2 separate regions of the Homo sapiens genome follow, and region 2 is linked to region 1. A link is an interaction called in ENCODE POLR2A ChIA-PET data of the cell type or tissue named here. Cell type or tissue: GM12878. All regions are shown on one strand.

Evidence for each region. ChIA-PET counts read pairs that join two places held together with the same protein. Peaks named below come from ENCODE experiments on the same cell type or tissue, not always from the same donor. Only the 100,000 strongest peaks of a DNase experiment are listed, where the experiment ranks them.
Region 2: POLR2A ChIA-PET joins it to region 1 with 11 read pairs; 6 of 35 experiments call an interaction of 5 or more read pairs at or near these places.

The regions. Positions count from the first base shown.
Region 1 is chr2:213,012,341-213,020,340 of GRCh38, reverse strand. IKZF2 (IKAROS family zinc finger 2) reads left to right here. Exons shown (of 9, transcript NM_001387220.1): 8 at 6,407-6,550. Among named protein-coding and RNA genes, the nearest start is that of MIR4776-2, 90 kb to the right of the region's middle. In GM12878, no CTCF peak of the experiment used is centred here; a DNase peak (open chromatin) is centred at 4,380; H3K4me3 peaks cover 6,302 bases; H3K27ac peaks cover 6,622 bases.
Region 2 is chr2:213,144,707-213,152,706 of GRCh38, reverse strand. IKZF2 (IKAROS family zinc finger 2) reads left to right here and starts at 1,095. Exons shown (of 9, transcript NM_001387220.1): 1 at 1,095-1,294; 2 at 2,460-2,563; 3 at 4,063-4,111; 4 at 4,895-4,999. The coding sequence starts at 4,078. RefSeq lists silencers at 505-864, 945-1,004 and enhancers at 3,371-3,470, 5,172-5,221. In GM12878, a CTCF peak has its summit at 388; DNase peaks (open chromatin) are centred at 115, 825, 1,156 and 4,940; H3K4me3 peaks cover 6,925 bases; H3K27ac peaks cover 5,842 bases.

The DNA of each region.
Region 1 (8,000 bases):
CATTTGAGAACATTAAATAACTGAATAACAGTAAATGTGCTATTCCCTATAAATTTGTTATTTACCAGCAGTAACTTAAGCATTAGAAGTTTCATTTGCTGACCAAATACACTGTTACTATTTAAATTGATGGATTTAAGGGTAAATTGAGGCTGGAAGCTGATGGAAGCTTGGGGGAATACCAAATCTTCCCCAAAACACCTTATGGCATTGCTACTAGTTTTTCTATATTATATTCTCCCATTGCAGTTCTGACATTTGATGGCGTTATGCATTTCCAACTTTATTTATTATTTTTGCATTCCTAGTTATTTATGGAATTCTGTATTGCATACATACTCCTAAAAGACTATATGGTAATAGGGAGGTAAAATGTAAATAAATTATTATAATCAACATTGAATTATCTGTTGGCAGATTGAACTTTTAGAGAATCAAATGCTAACGAAAAATTTAAACAAGTATATTTTGAGAGAAGCAAAGATATGTCCCCTAAACAACTGGGGCCTCAGTCTTACCCCCTATTCCCCAGATTGCTTAGCCCTCCGTAGGCACAGGCCCTTTACAGGTGGTGCTGAAGCTGGAACCAAGTGGGGGAAAGTGGGAAAGGGGTAGGGGCACTGGGTAGGTAGAGCAGAGGGTAAAACCAAAGAGGAGAAGGGATTGAGGGTAGCTTCTGATACCATTTATAGAAACAAATATTCTTAAATACTGGATATCATTTTAACCACATAAGTTTACATTCATGCCATTTCATACCATACTTTTTCTGGGTTTGTTATAACAATAATTTGAGATTATCCTTAATCTCCTCTATCTGTTGTTAACATGCCTAATGGGAAATTGGCCATACGAGGTAGGAGTTGATAAATACTGTAAGAGAAAAACATGGTTCTGTAAAATGCTGCTAGAGTTCATCATTAACATACGTCTCATATAAATAGCTTGGCATATGTCTCTTTTTAAACAGAACCATGATGAAACTTATATCTATTCCCTTCTCTTGCTGTATGTTATTTATTTGTTTTCCTTTTTTGTGGTAGATATGAGAGTTGCTGTCATTTTGGTTGCCATTAGCTCCATGAAATGATTTAACTATTACTTGTTTTTAAAAAATATCTGACATAGTTATATTTCCTAGTCTTTCTTTTCTAAAACATGTTTTTCCCTGTGTTGTTCTTCTAGTATGGAATTTTTTAAAGGAAAAGAGGCATTTTCACTTTACTCAGAAAACATTTATCAAGAGCTTACTATGTGCCAAGTTATATAGAACATTCTGGGGTATAAAAATAAATGGACCCAGTCTTTTAATACACTTACTTTATAGTCTGGTAGGAAATACATACTTTAAAAAAATAAAATAAAATGAAACAAAAGCTCTAATAAGGATGCATACACAGTTCTCTGGGAACATAGATGTAGAATTAACCTAACTCTGGAAAAGTCAAGAGAGGCTTCTTACATGCAGGAGTGTTCAATCCAAACATGAGGGATGAGTAAAAATTGCATATATCAGGCAGGATACAGAGAATGTATATTCAAGGAGAAAAAGAGGCTTGGAGATATAAAAGATAATTAACAGCTTCCCTGATGTTGAGTGTAACTGCAGTTTAAGGAGTGGTAGGAAATGAAGCTTCTGAATTAGTAGGTTGTGATGCAAAGACAGAGTCTTCTCTGCTAAGCTAGTGTTTGAATTTCATTGTGTAACTGATGGGGGGCCACTAGGGTAACCAAATTTGTTATTAATGAGGTAATCAAATCAAGAAAAATGTCTCCAATGAGGATACATGATAAATGCCTACCTGGGGCAGGGGGTATGGTGTGAGGAGAGACTGGAAATGACAATGCCAAAAAGAAAAAGATGAAGAGGCAACTGCAGAAGAGAACAAGGTGAAATATTGAAGACATATTTAGGAGGTAGAATAAAATGGTCTTAGAAAAGTTGATTGAGTTTGAGGAAAAAGGAGGAATATCATGACTCATAGTTTTGGAAATAATAATTGAGTTTTATGACAGATTATTTATATAATTAAATTATTTAATTGGGTTTGATGAGCTTATTTATTTTATTGGGTTTTAGGGCAGATTATTTATCTTATTTAATTAGGTTTTATGGCAGATTATCTTGTTCAATATTATCTTTATGTTGCTTTTTCAAGTCTGCTTAGCTTGAAGGAAAAGCTTTAAAATCAAACTATGTTATTACCTGTTTTACCTAAACCTAAAGACAAAAATGAAAGTGCAAAGCAGAAGGATAGCCAGCTTAAAATCTATATATATTGTTAGGTTTATGCTTTGAATTGTTTAGGAAAGGGAGGTTCTTTTTCACAGTATAGAGGCATTATTGGGCACCCCCAAACTTTGGAATAAGCTTTTTTGACTTATTTCTATTGGGTGACATCATTCAGTGAACATCCATTGAATATTATATCTCTCTTGTATCATAAAAGGTATTAGAGACACAAATACAACAGAATGCAACCCCTGAGGTTATTTACCAGCTATTGGAAGATAGACCAGTAAAACAACAATTATAGTACTATGTGATAAGCATTATGGAGACAGAGAGGACATACCTAAATCAGCAGAACATCCAAGAGGAATTTCCCGGGATTGAGCTTAGTTTTAAAAAGCAAAAATGTGAACTAATAAATGGAGAAGGGTGTTTCCTGCAGAAAGAACAACATATGTGAACAACTACCAATGTAGCATCTAAAACACTTGGGGTACCTCCATGTGTGTTTGTAAAGAGATGTGGTAGGGAGGAGGAGAGGCAGAAGACTGGATGAAAGGAAGAAATCTAGGATTTTCCACAGGTGACCAGCATGGCTGATGGAGTAAATAGTAGTGTCATTCAGTGATATGGTAATTAGTAGTGTCATTCAGTGATATGGTAATTAGGAAAATAGAAGAAAGAAAGGTAAATGGAGATTTTACTTCTTTTACTATATTCTTTTATGTCTCCATGAAATAGGCAAATAAAACTGTCTAGGAAGATGTTAAATATATAGATCTCAAGCTCTTGAGAGGGGTCTGAGTAGGAAACAAAGATGCAGGATCCATCATAATTTATGTAGTGGCCCAACGTAGTAGTTTTTAATAAGGCAATACGGATAAGTACAGAGTGAGACATCAAGAAGGCCAAGAACACACTAGCAGGAAAAAAATTTCATGAAGATGAGTAAGAGCAGAGTAGGAACATGGAAAGAGTGATTTCACAGAAGCCAAAGCAAGTGTCAGCACTGCCAAATGCTGTCAAGAAAATAACTAAGATAACTGTAAAGTTTTTTTTTTAGATCGGGTAACACGGAGAAAATTTGCAACAATATAGAAGACATCTGTTGTTTTTGCCTGCCTGACATCCCTTCCTCCTTCTCTTGATAACAAGAGTGCCCATTTACCTTTAGAGAACTTTCCTGTTGCATGTAGCTGTGGTGGGACCCTCAGTCCAGGTACTCTGCCCTCTCCTGCTCAGGAGCTAGACATGTGATCTAACCTAGGTCCCTCAGACTTGGAATTTGAATTTGGGTGAACTGTTTGGTTTTTCAAAAGAATACATTGGGAATACACTTATGGTTTTGCCGTTATGGTTATCAACGTGATGAAACAGTGATCTAATGGAATTATGTTTTTATCTTGGTTATAACCTCAAATATAAGGTCAAAGAGGATGTTTGGTTATAAAGTTTGTTCAAACAGGGGAAGTTACCTTATTGGTATATCTTTAGCCCAGATTAATGTCTATGTGATTAATGCATTATTGAGATATCTAGAGAATTTGTTTTATGTTTCTAGCAATGTATACACAGAAATATTTTGATGAGTTGCACCCAGATCCATGAAGCAAAACAAAATCAGATTGGTTACATAATTAAGGAAAAATGTATCAGGTCTTTACCCAATGGCAGACCTTACAAATATGTCTGACTGGTTTACAAAAAGTCAATGCTCAAAATACCTCTACAAAGAGTAGTATAGCGTAATGGTTGAGCCAGGCTCTGGAGCCAGACTCCTAGTAGTAATAACATTCTCTACTAACTAGATGTAAACCCTGAGGAAATTACTTAACATCTCTGGGTCTTTCTGTTCTCATCTGTACAGTGAAGATGGTATTACACCTATTTCATGGAGTTTCTGGATGAATTAAATTAATTATTAAATGCAAAGCCTTAAAACAGCACACAGCACATAGTATACGTCAGTTATTATTATTGCCGATGTGGTAGAAACAAGATCAATTTTTGACATGAAAAGGGCTATTGTAAAGTAGAAATTAGATCAGAACTCTGCCAAAATCATCATTTTCAGTTCACATGAGCTTCATTGAACTCGGGACAAATCATCTGAATTGAGGTGGATGTGGTGTGGGACAGTTCCCACACCCAGGTTTCGTTTTGAGTGTTAAATGCGTTCAAATATGAAAATTCAGGGTGAAACTTAGAGCAAAACTGCCAGGTTTTGGACTACTCATTTCAGAACAAATTAGCATATTTAATTTTGGGGGCAAACCCGTTAACCAGTTTTGCTAGTTTTTTAGCAAAATTTACAACAACATTTTTTTTTTCTTGCCAAATTCTTTCATTTTGGATCTTGGTCTGACATATTTTCATCTTTGGTCCATACTTGGACTGCTTTTTAGTTTTATTGTTATTTCTAATAATGTAGTAAGTGCTTGTAAATCCATCATCCAAACAAAAAGTTAAGATTTTGACCACAATTTGTATCTCATTACCTGGTTCTCCACCACACCACCACCACTGTGCCATTCTTCTGACTCCCCTTACGTGAATTGGTCATCCTTGAATGTTTTTGAAATTCTTTGCTTTTTTGTTGACTCTTTTACTTTTGTGTCACTTTTTTAGTTGTTACTAAAAGAGAATATAATGTTTTATACATAATATCTTGGGACATACTTTTTCAATGTGATAACATCATTAATGATATAGTGCAGACAATGATCTGTTTCCTTGTTCCTCAGTCTCACCTTGAAACTTTTTTCCAAATTAACATCTAATAATTGCACAATCCCTTGCTATTCATAGCCAGAGGACTTCTTATTAAATGTAGATTACAATTCAATTTTTTTGACCCATCTATAGGTTAATCAAAACTTGGATGGAATGTTGATTTCTTTAAACATGTCCAAATCATGAAAACATTTTTTCACACTATGTTTCATTTTCTTCAAAATTGGTAACCTATTGGTTATTAAATACATCAACTGAATTGTGCACTGAATTTTCCTACCTTTCATCTCTTGCTTTCTCACTTATTTTTGTGTCTGCCAAGAGGATCCCCTTATAAATGAGACTACATTTTTTTGTACACAGTGGGACTATCTTATACAAATGAAAGGATCAGAGTAAATCATTTTTACAGGGCATACTGAACAAGTAAAGTTATTCTAAGAAATGAAAGCTTTAGGTTTCCAAACAGTACTGGCACAAGTGCAACTGGAGAAAGCAACAATAAACAACAAGTAATAAGTTATGTTCTTTCCTGAGAACACTGTTTTTAATCAACTGATTCGCCTTGTCTGAGTTGTTACCCTATCCTTAATTAAACATCCTTGGGCAGTATTTCTACTCAAAAAACAACTGTTTTAAGTTCTTTGTCTGCACTATGAATGTCAGTGTCTAAGGGCTAACAGATTAGTCCATAGCAACTTAGAAAAAAGGGATGAATAGGGAACAGCATTGGAGAGTATATGTCAAATGAATTAGGGCAGTAGTTTAGTGAGCCAATGTGCCAATTTAGAAATGGATTCTTCTTCCTGCTGAAGAGCTCTTTTTAAAATAAATTACAATCATAAAGCTGCCACAGTTTACTGTGCATAGACATGTTCAGAATTGGCTCTTCTTCATGAGGGCTGCTTGGTGCAGGTATTTAAGCTACTGCCAATAAGGCTAACAGCTCATCAAATAGAAAATACGCTGCAGGAAAATACATGGGTTAAGAAAAACAGTTAAATACCGTGCTGTTATTTTGTATGTCTGTTTAAGCTTTTCTCTCAAACAAGTTGACTTACTTAAATTGTTTTTTAAAAATAAACTCTAAAAGCCTTGAAAATAGTGCAGTCTTAAAAGTAGTATTGATTTTAGTCAATGCTAAAAACACTTTCAGGGGAATAAGATGAGAAACCACATGAACAAGTTTGCCACCAATAGTGGCAACAGTGTATGTATGTCATGGATTTAAGAGAGACTCAAATAAAAACAAATCCTCTGGTGTATATGTGTGTGTGCAAATTTAAAGAGTATACTTTCACACTAGAGGGTATTCTTTCTACTTGCTTCTACTGAAGCATACTAGCTTTTATAACACATATCGAGATGGCATATCCAGCTTTGTATCATCCAAAATGTTGAAGAAATTATCAGATTGCATTTTTCTATGGTTTTGTATAGTACCTCCTATGGAAGATTGTAAGGAACAAGAGCCTATTATGGACAACAATATTTCTCTGGTGCCTTTTGAGAGACCTGCTGTCATAGAGAAGCTCACGGGGAATATGGGAAAACGTAAAAGCTCCACTCCACAAAAGTTTGTGGGTAAGCATTACAAATGCTTTTGTTTCTTTGCAAGGTGATGTTAATAGGAAAAGGCAAGTTCCCATGTATTAGAAATATATATGGTGTGTTTCAGTTCATGAAATAAATACCCATCTCTTTTCTTCATTATTCTTTTTTACTCTCTGACATTCTGTGTACACCACACTTACACCAACACACACAAATACATATGAGAGATAAAGACTGATAGTGGTCACCATCTCAAAATATGATGATATATAAAGTGAAATAACATGTAAAATAGAAAATATTAATTTCTTTAAAAAATAGTCATACAGAAGAGAAACGGTCCAGCCTATTGGCCAGTTTTGTAATCTGTTTTAAAATTTTCATTAGTGTCAGGTTTTTAGCTGTTTTTTTTTTAACCTATTAACATTTATGCCTAGTGTCCCATTATTGGAACGCTAAGCATGTGGGAGTTATTTATATCCTACTGCTCAAGGTCATCGCCAAGGTCTGATTGCAAAAATTAAAACAAAATTTCAACCTCAGGCATAAATGGGTTAATTATTTTCGTATTTTATCTGGAATGAAGATAATTTTTCTTTTTTTCAAAATTCTGCATTGGAAAAATAATGCAGCAACCTACATTCAAGATGTTTCATATTTGGATCTTTATTTCATATTTTAATCTTTGTTTTTTCATCCAGCCTATGATTTTGAACTGAAAAGATTAAATATCATATATTTAGACTTTCCCTTTTCATTTCCGAACCCTTAGATATTCTTTGATACGCCCAATGTTGGCATCATTCTGGATGCATGCTGTAAGTCATAGATTGTCTCTGAGGATACAAAAAGCATGGACTTTTTAAAAGAAATATGAATAATAGAGATTCAATAAAAAGAATTGTTAAAGAATTGTTATTCATTGTATATATATCTATTAGGATAAAAATATTCAAACAGATTCTGACATTCTAGTGTCAGCATTGTGGGACATCCTGATTAAATGGTGATTGAGACAAAAATCTTTGCTTTGGTTATTTCAGGGAGGAGAGGATAACACAATTCCATTACTTCAATAAACACTTAAAGAAGGTTTCCTTTCAATCTGAAATTGAAGAACTAACACATCACCAAAATAGCACTCTAAGACTAGCTGGAGGGATTTATTGAGAACTCATTGAAAGAAGGCCTAAGGGTGACTATAAGGGCCATAGTTTATATTATGTCAGTTGAAGCCCCTGAGTTATACACAAAGGACTGCCTCAGGCCTTTGGTAACTTTTTTTCTGTTCTTGTGGGTAACTATGAAAAAAAAGAAATAAAGAGCCAGTTTACTTATTTTTAATATTGATTTTTTTGTTGGATGTCATTAAATGCTTAAATCTAACTAGACTCTAATGTAGTTGGAAAAAATAAAATATATTATTATTCTTTCTGTCTTCTGAATTTATATAGTCTACTCTTTGTAACGTTTTTTGTCA
Region 2 (8,000 bases), 130 kb before region 1:
CAAATGTGGTCAGGAAAGATACTAAATGCTACTATTTGTAGAAAGAATATGCATTTGTTTTTCTCTTGACGGTTCACTTAAGTTCTTTCCAAATAAACAAGCTGTGGTTGATAGTGATAGGTAACACTTCAAGGGTAGCAACTTTTTGTACTCATCCGTTCCTTTGACTTTGGAAGACGTGGCACATGCCCCGGGGGAGAAAAAGCAAGTCAACACTTTAGTTTTTAAACTTGCACTGTTAAAGCACTTTCAAAATAGTAATAGTTGAGCTTCATCTCAGACATGAATGTCTTTCTCAGTCTATTCCCCAGGACCCCTCTTATCCCGCTTCAGGTCCCGGTCAATGCGGTGCGCTTTCCGAAATGGGGCCGCAGAGTTGCCGGCGGAGACCAGTAGGTGGGAGGCTCCACGCACACTCCCCGACTCGGCCGGGACGCGGCTCCCGGACTCCGCGCAGGGCGCCAAGATCGCCGCCCCGCTCCCTTCCCCCGGCCTCCCCACCAATCCCAGTTTGAAAGAAAACTTCACGCGGCCGAAATGAACGTCACCTCACCGCTCCAAGCCTCCAGCCGGCAGAAAACGTGAGATTTATTATGACACGGGGAGGGGAGATGGGGGTCGCCGTGGCACACTCGGAAGCGGGTTACCTGGCCCCCGTCGGGGGCGGGGTCCGCAGTCCGGGGACCAACGGGCTGGGGGCGACGCGGCCGGGCGCGCGGGTGGGCGCGAGGGAGTGCGCGCGTCGCGGAGCCTCCGGGGCAGCACTTGTCCTGTAATCGATTGCCGAGCGCGCCGAGCGGCTTAGCGCGCAGACACGCGCACACGCGCCCGCCAGCCCGCGCGCGCGCGCACACGCGCTCTCATACACACACGCACAGGCGCTCGGGCCCCGCACACACGCACGCGCGCGCACGCACGTCCGCTCGCCCGCGCCCGGGGCTCCGCTGCCCGCCGCCAGCCGCCCGCCGCCGCCGCCGCCGCAGCCGCCGCCAGCCCGCCCTCCGCCCGCGGGCGTCTGCGCGAGCCCGGCCGGCGGGGGAGATGTGCTCGGGCTCCACCGGATCGGTTTCTCGGGGTTTGACCAGCTGTCCCGGGCTAACCCTGCTCCTCGCTGAAGATGGAGGAAGTAAAAACAGGATTACCCTTAGCTACAGATCCACTGCCTTAGTTTCCACCACCAACTGCAGTGCACAAACACACGTTAGGCACAGGAAAGAAAGAAAGACAGAGGACACATTAACAGTAAACACAAACAAAAGGGTGATGGGATTATTTTACTGCATGCACTGCTGAGGTAAATCTCCGCTTGGCTTTTGCGTGGTGAAGAACAGCTCTTGTTTTGTCTTCTGATTCATAGATTATATATAAATATGTGTATGATTTGCAAAGGGGGGAGTGTTTTCAAAGTTAAGTGTAATTATATAGCATCTCGTTTTGCACTGTGATGTGATCAAATGACTTGTTGCTGTTAACCAGTAATAATAATAATAATATAGGTATTTTTCTCTGGGAGGGATGGATTGTGGTTCTGATTAGGGTAATGATTTTTGTAAAGGACGCTCAGGGAATCGGGTTGAAGATGATGTCCTCTGCCTTAATTTATCGTCCCCTCCTTGTAATCTGTTTCTGGGATGTTAATCGATTAATCAGTTCTCATCTCTATAGCTGTCATGAATTTGGACTTGTTTTGCTTTGTTTTAACTTGAATTCCAAGAAGAAAGATTGGGTAGGCTGGAATAAATTGAAGCTGTCCAGATAGAAGGTAATATCCAGATCCTGTTGGAATTAAAAAAAAAAAAAAACCAAAAACCCTGGTATGACACATGTAAACAGGCAGCAGTTAAATCACTTTGACAGGTTCTAGTATGGGCGAAAGAGATGGAATTAAGATTTATTTATTTTTTTTCTTTTTTGCCAAGGGCCAAAAACAGTCCTGTGAAGTTGGCCTGGGTTCCTAGCTGGGTTCTGCCTGACTGTCCCTCCCCTCTACCCGCCCCCCCCCCCTTTTCTTTCAGTTTTCTTGTCTTAGCTTTTGGTCGATTCTTAAGGAACCGGTGGATCAAGTTTTTTCTCTTGTTAATCGCATTGCTATAGCACTGACTGACCTCTCTCTCTCTCTTTTTTTTCCTCTTTCCTGAAAGTACGTGGTGCCATTCCTGAGTGACTTTTCCTACTAGACCATCCCTAAGGGACGAGGGGGAGGGGTGGAAGGAGGAGGAGGAGGAGGACGAGGAGGAGGAGGAGGAGGAGGGGGGTGTTCTTCTCTCTCATTTCTTGGTTTTGTTTATCAGCCGATCTGTTTGCTGGATTTGGGCTTGGAATGACCCACCTGTAAAGTGCTTTTCCTTCCTCCTCCCCTTGAACTCTGCAGGGGGCTTGGCTTGGAGGGGGCAAGGGAGGGAAAGAGAGAAGGGGGAAACACAAAAAACTTCTTTCTTTCTCCCTCCGTTTATCTTCAGCCCGACATTGTCACCTCCTCTTTGAGGGGTTAGAAGAAGCTGAGATCTCCCGACAGAGCTGGAAATGGTGATGAATCTTTTTTAATCAAAGGACAATTTCTTTTGTATGTACATTTCGTTTCTCTTTCTCCTTTTTCTTTTTCCTTCTTTCCTTCTCTGAGGGTTAATAACCATTTCATTGATGGGGCAGCCTTCTTTCGCTTCTCCCTGACGTTTCTTTCTTTTTAATATGTGTGTGTTAAATGTGTACATTTTTAAAGAGATAAGCTCATTTGTAAAATATCCGAAGAAACTGCTCCTCTTTTAAACTTTACGGATCTCTTTCTTTAAAGCCTTATGTAATCATAATTTAAAAGAATGTGATAACAGTACAGCAGGTTGAAATTTAAGTGCTATGTAGTGACTGAGTTGGGAATTTGATCTGATTATTCCATAAAGAAAGAAATAAAAGTTTTTTTTTGGGGGGGGGGTAAGGGAGTGTGGTGGTGAAGAAGGGGAGGGGAGGGAGAAGGGAAGTGGTTTTGGAGACAAGAAGTGAAGCTGCCTGTTTTCCAGTAAGTAATGGAGAAATTCCAGGAGCCAGGGCTAAATATACTTGGCGATCAATACAGAAATGGCTCATTGTGAATAATTTAGCTGCTGGTGCAGTGAGAGTTTTGAAACTAAAGGCAAAAAGGACCAAGGCCAAAGGGGGAAAAAAAAGTAAAAATCTTCTCAGGACTTGTCAATTCTTAAACTTTTTTCCCCACAGAATACAGTTAGATTATCGATCTTTTCATTATGTGAATCAAAGCTAGGGGGTGTCATCTCATACAGTTTACTTTTGTTTCTGAGAATTATGTTCTGTTGTGTGGCGTTTGTGCATGAGAATAATTGCCCAAAGTTTTTTTTTTTTTTAAATGATTCTCTCTAGCACAACCAAAGTTTATGAAATTTTCAAAATCAGACTGTATTAAGTAGGCTTGGCATTTGTGTCCAAGCATGGTCTGGCAGGAAATTAAGGTTACATTGAACAGGTGCTTACACAGAACTTGGGGTAGGTTAAAATGTCAATACAAGTCAGGGAGTTGGCCAACTGCTGTAGAAATCTTCAAGACACCGTTGGGCACTAAGTTTTTTGTTTTGTTTTGTTTTCTTATGTTTGTTTGTCCTCCCCCTCCCTATTAGAACATGATGAACCAACTTGCAACAATTGTGAATAGAGCTATCTGTATACTGGGGAAGTCCTCAAACTGCAGTGTGATTGTGGGAAGTAGTGAATGGTAAAACACTTAAATCCCAGTTAAAGCTGACACATTTGAGCTATACCCCCTATTTTTTCTTAAACCCAATAAATTTTGATTAAGAGAGTCATTCCCTTTTTGCTCTAGCCCATCTCACAGCACACTTATCTTTCCTATCCTATCTCCAGCAGGAATCAGATCATTTGCAGAAAGAGTTCAGTGACTTGCAAATGAGCACATACAGTACACTGTGTATGTTTCTGGGCACAGGTGGCAGCAGCAACATGGACTAACTGCTTGGAGCTTCAAATAAGTTAAGAATTTAATGGCAGATACTGAAAGGAATCATTGTATTAAGGGTATAATCTTTTGTTTTGCAGCATTGCACTTTGACTATGGAAACAGAGGCTATTGATGGCTATATAACGTGTAAGTATTAGTTTTCATTGATTTGTTATTGGTAATAAAGTTGCCTTTGTATTACCTGTGTTTTAATTCCTGGATTATGAAACTTTATTGAGAATTCTGTACTCTTTTTTCTCTCTGTTCACAATTTCACCTTTGAATGAGTTTGAGAAAATGACAGCACTGAAGTGAAATAAGAAGGAAATATAGAAACATACTAAGTTAAGTAGTGTACTTAAATCAATAGTAGCTAGCAGTTCAACACTTTCCTACTTTTTATAATTTACTTTGTTGTAAGTTGAGAATAGGCCAGGTTTCATATATGTCTATTAATATGGTGTGTACTAAATATTTACTTCTCTGTAACCTAATTTTTCAGACATATTATGTGAAAGAGAATTAGCTTTCCTAACTTGACATTTCTTTAGCTACCTGTCTTTTCCATCCTCTCTCTGATAGCCAGCATTTTGGAAAATGCTCATTATAAATTCTGTGTGCTTAACAATTAAATTAGATGTTAAAAGAAAAGTTATTTCTTTCAACTGAAAGATACTTTAGAAATCAACAACTTATGTATTGAGATAATAAAGTTTTGTTAATTTTTTTTATTGTGGGTTGATTATGGCTTCTCATCATTTCATTCAACTGTATATTTCTAAATGATATTTCCTTATAGTTTCTAAGGGAAAAATGTATTACCTTACAGTTTGAAGGCTATGCATGCCATTGCGTGTATAAAGCAAAGTTAGTAATTACATCTTATGTGACAATGAATAGAAACCAAAAGATTATATTTTGTGAAAGCAGGTGACAATGAGCTTTCACCCGAAAGGGAGCACTCCAATATGGCAATTGACCTCACCTCAAGCACACCCAATGGACAGCATGCCTCACCAAGTCACATGACAAGCAGTAAGTCTTCATTTTATGATTTTTTTTTGTGTGTGTGTGTCTCTCCAGCAACAGACTTTAATTTGTTAGGTCTGTGGGGTCCTCTCACATTGTGGTATAGCTACTGTTATAGATTTTGCTAAAGAAAGAACAACACAGATTTATTCCTGTTCATTCTAGTATTATAAAACATGAGCCTGCTTACTAGTCTGAACTATCCCAAGGTGGCATTTGGGAGCTGGTGCTTACCTGTATCAGGTAAGAAAGGTTAGAATTTGCTGGTTGTTGTTTTGACTTGCCAGGTTTATGACTGGATTTTTTGTTGTTGTTGGGTAAAAAATGTGGAAACGTCACTTCCAAAGGACTCTTCACAGTTAAAAAATGAAATAATTTTATGTTGCCTTGGTAGAAAGCTAAACCGTCAGTGATAAAATTACAGTGTTACTTGCTTTTAAAAAATGTGAAAGTTTCTTCTCCAAAGCATTGGAAGTGAAGTGTAATTGAAAATTTATAGAACTCATTTATATCCATTTCTGTAGCAAAGTTGAAAGGCTTTTGTCCAGAGAAGAACTGATAAAATTTGGAAAGATGTTTTGAATTTGTAGGAAAAGACAGTTTTGGCTACTGTTTTTGATAAAGGGTCATTTACTGATGTAATATACATTGTTTTTATGTAATAAGATGCAACTTACATGCTGTCAGTGACAGAAGACAAAATACTTTATTAAGAATATGGTTGCTTTTTTCTTAATTATAATATTTTATCAGTTTAGTTATCAAGTGCAAGTGCTTTATTACTCTTACTCAAAAGTAATTTGAAATCTTGTTTTCTTTATACTTTAGATTTATATTTTATTCTTACATGTTATAGAAAGGACATTGGACTTACATGTAAATATAATTAAATTTACAAGTTTTCTGTTTTGGCAATATGTGAAGGAAAGGCATTCTCTTTCCTTCCCCCCCCCCGAAGATTTAATAACTAAGAAAAGTGAATCATGTACTTAATTATGAGCATATTTGTAAATGTATTCTGACTATCCAGAGAGAGCAACTTTTTCTTTTTACTTCTAACAGCTCTCGAAACTGTAAGTTATTATAAAACTGCAAGCTTAGTAATTAGTAAATACTACTGAAATTTAAGCAATTTATATAGAATACCATTGAATACATTTTGCAATTTATTAACTTTAAGTAATTTTAGCTATTGACTTGAAATTATGATTGAGTTTGAATTTGCTTTATTTATTTAAAAGTTGTAATTCTTTTAAGTAATGAGCACTTCCTAAGAAAATTTAATTATAGAAGCAGTCCTTACAATTCCCGTATCATTTAGAAAGAAAAAACTAGTAAAGTTAGCAGGTGAATGTATACTAAATTATCATACTAATCTCATAATGAATCTTTTGCATTCATGTTTTTTGCTAGTTGATTTGATAAAAAATATACTATGACTACAATTTAGGCAATAGAATTTTTACATTTCAATATACTAGTTATTTGGTGTAATGTTTTTATTTCTCAGATAACTCACACAATTTCCTAAAGAGTAAAAAGAGATAATATGTAGTTTCTATTAGTTAGCTATTGGCTTTAGAAACATTGCATGTATAGGGTAGGGAGTAACTGTTAATCAGAGACTTGACTGTCATCCCCTAGACACAACCACAGGAAAATGCTTGTCAAGTGGTTAATTGGCTGCTTTATTTCTGAATTTGATTCTGGTTTTGCAAGTACTTGCTTCAGAAAGGCAGTTCACTCATCTTTTTAAATAAACAGTGCAGAGTGTAGGCATGATCAATTTGAACAAATAAGAACTGTGCTTTTGACATTTGAGCTTTTCTCACCCAACAACAGTAAACTTATGTTTGGTAGAGAGTTTTTTAACTTACTAGCCTGTGGCAATTCCATGTTAGTACAGGTTTTGGCTAAGATGCACGTGTTTTCAGGTTCTTTTCCAAAGAGTTGCAGGTTAAATATTTTGGCTCTCACTTCAGAGCTGTCTCTTGCATCCTTTATGTAGCCTCTATTTACAGTATCTAGGTTACCCACTTAGGTGTTAGATGGAGAAGATACCCATTTTTCCTCTCTGTTAGATCTAGGAGAATATCAGCATTTTAGATTGCCAAAGCAAATAGTGATAGAGAGGAACTCTCGTCTATTAATTAGAACAAGAGACCTAGAATTGGTCACTCTGATGTTTTTCTGTGACTTGGAATAATTTTTTGTGTGCATCTGGCCTGTCAAATCACTTGTGTCTGAGATCACCGGTTTTCCTAAATCCCTTTACATGCATTGTTGACTTTGTTTAATGAAAAGAACTTATTTATTTTCTGCATTTTTTAATATCTTCAAATATACTTCCTGGAGGGTGCCTGCTTCCAAAAACAGAATTGCAATTTTGATTGAAAGTGTTAAAGCTAAAAGTAAATGTGAAAACCTTTAAGACAGTTTCTAGTAGCAGGAAGGAGAGGATGGGAATATATGTGTAAGGAGGAAAAAAGTTATTTTTAAACAGTTAAAAAAATAAAATAAGTAAATTTTTTTTTTTTTTTTAGTAAAACAGCTAACATTCTGGCCAGAAAAGTATCAATAAGGCATGAGAGCTCACTTATTTTGGCTTTAGGAAGGTGGTCAGTACTACTGTAAGGTCCCAGCATTTGTTTAAGCTATTTGGTAACTCTTCTAAGATGAAGGGTTTCTGTGCAACTTGCTGCCAGCTATTGTATAAAAATAATGACGGCAGCTATCATTATTTGACAGTGCTAGAATAGAGCACTGGTGACTTGGGAGGGAGAGAACTAAAAATGTTATAATGCCTGACAGTTTTTGGTTTTAAAATTTAGCATCTAAGATAAACTTAAGAAGAAGTAAGAGGTATTAGTGATCCTAACATTTTATAATGACTACTTCCTATGGTTTTGAATGAATTTTCTTAGAGAACTTTAAACTTTTTCTTCTGGAATGAGGATGTCTTTGTTAAGAAGATGGACATTGTTGCCTGAGATCATTAGTGTACATA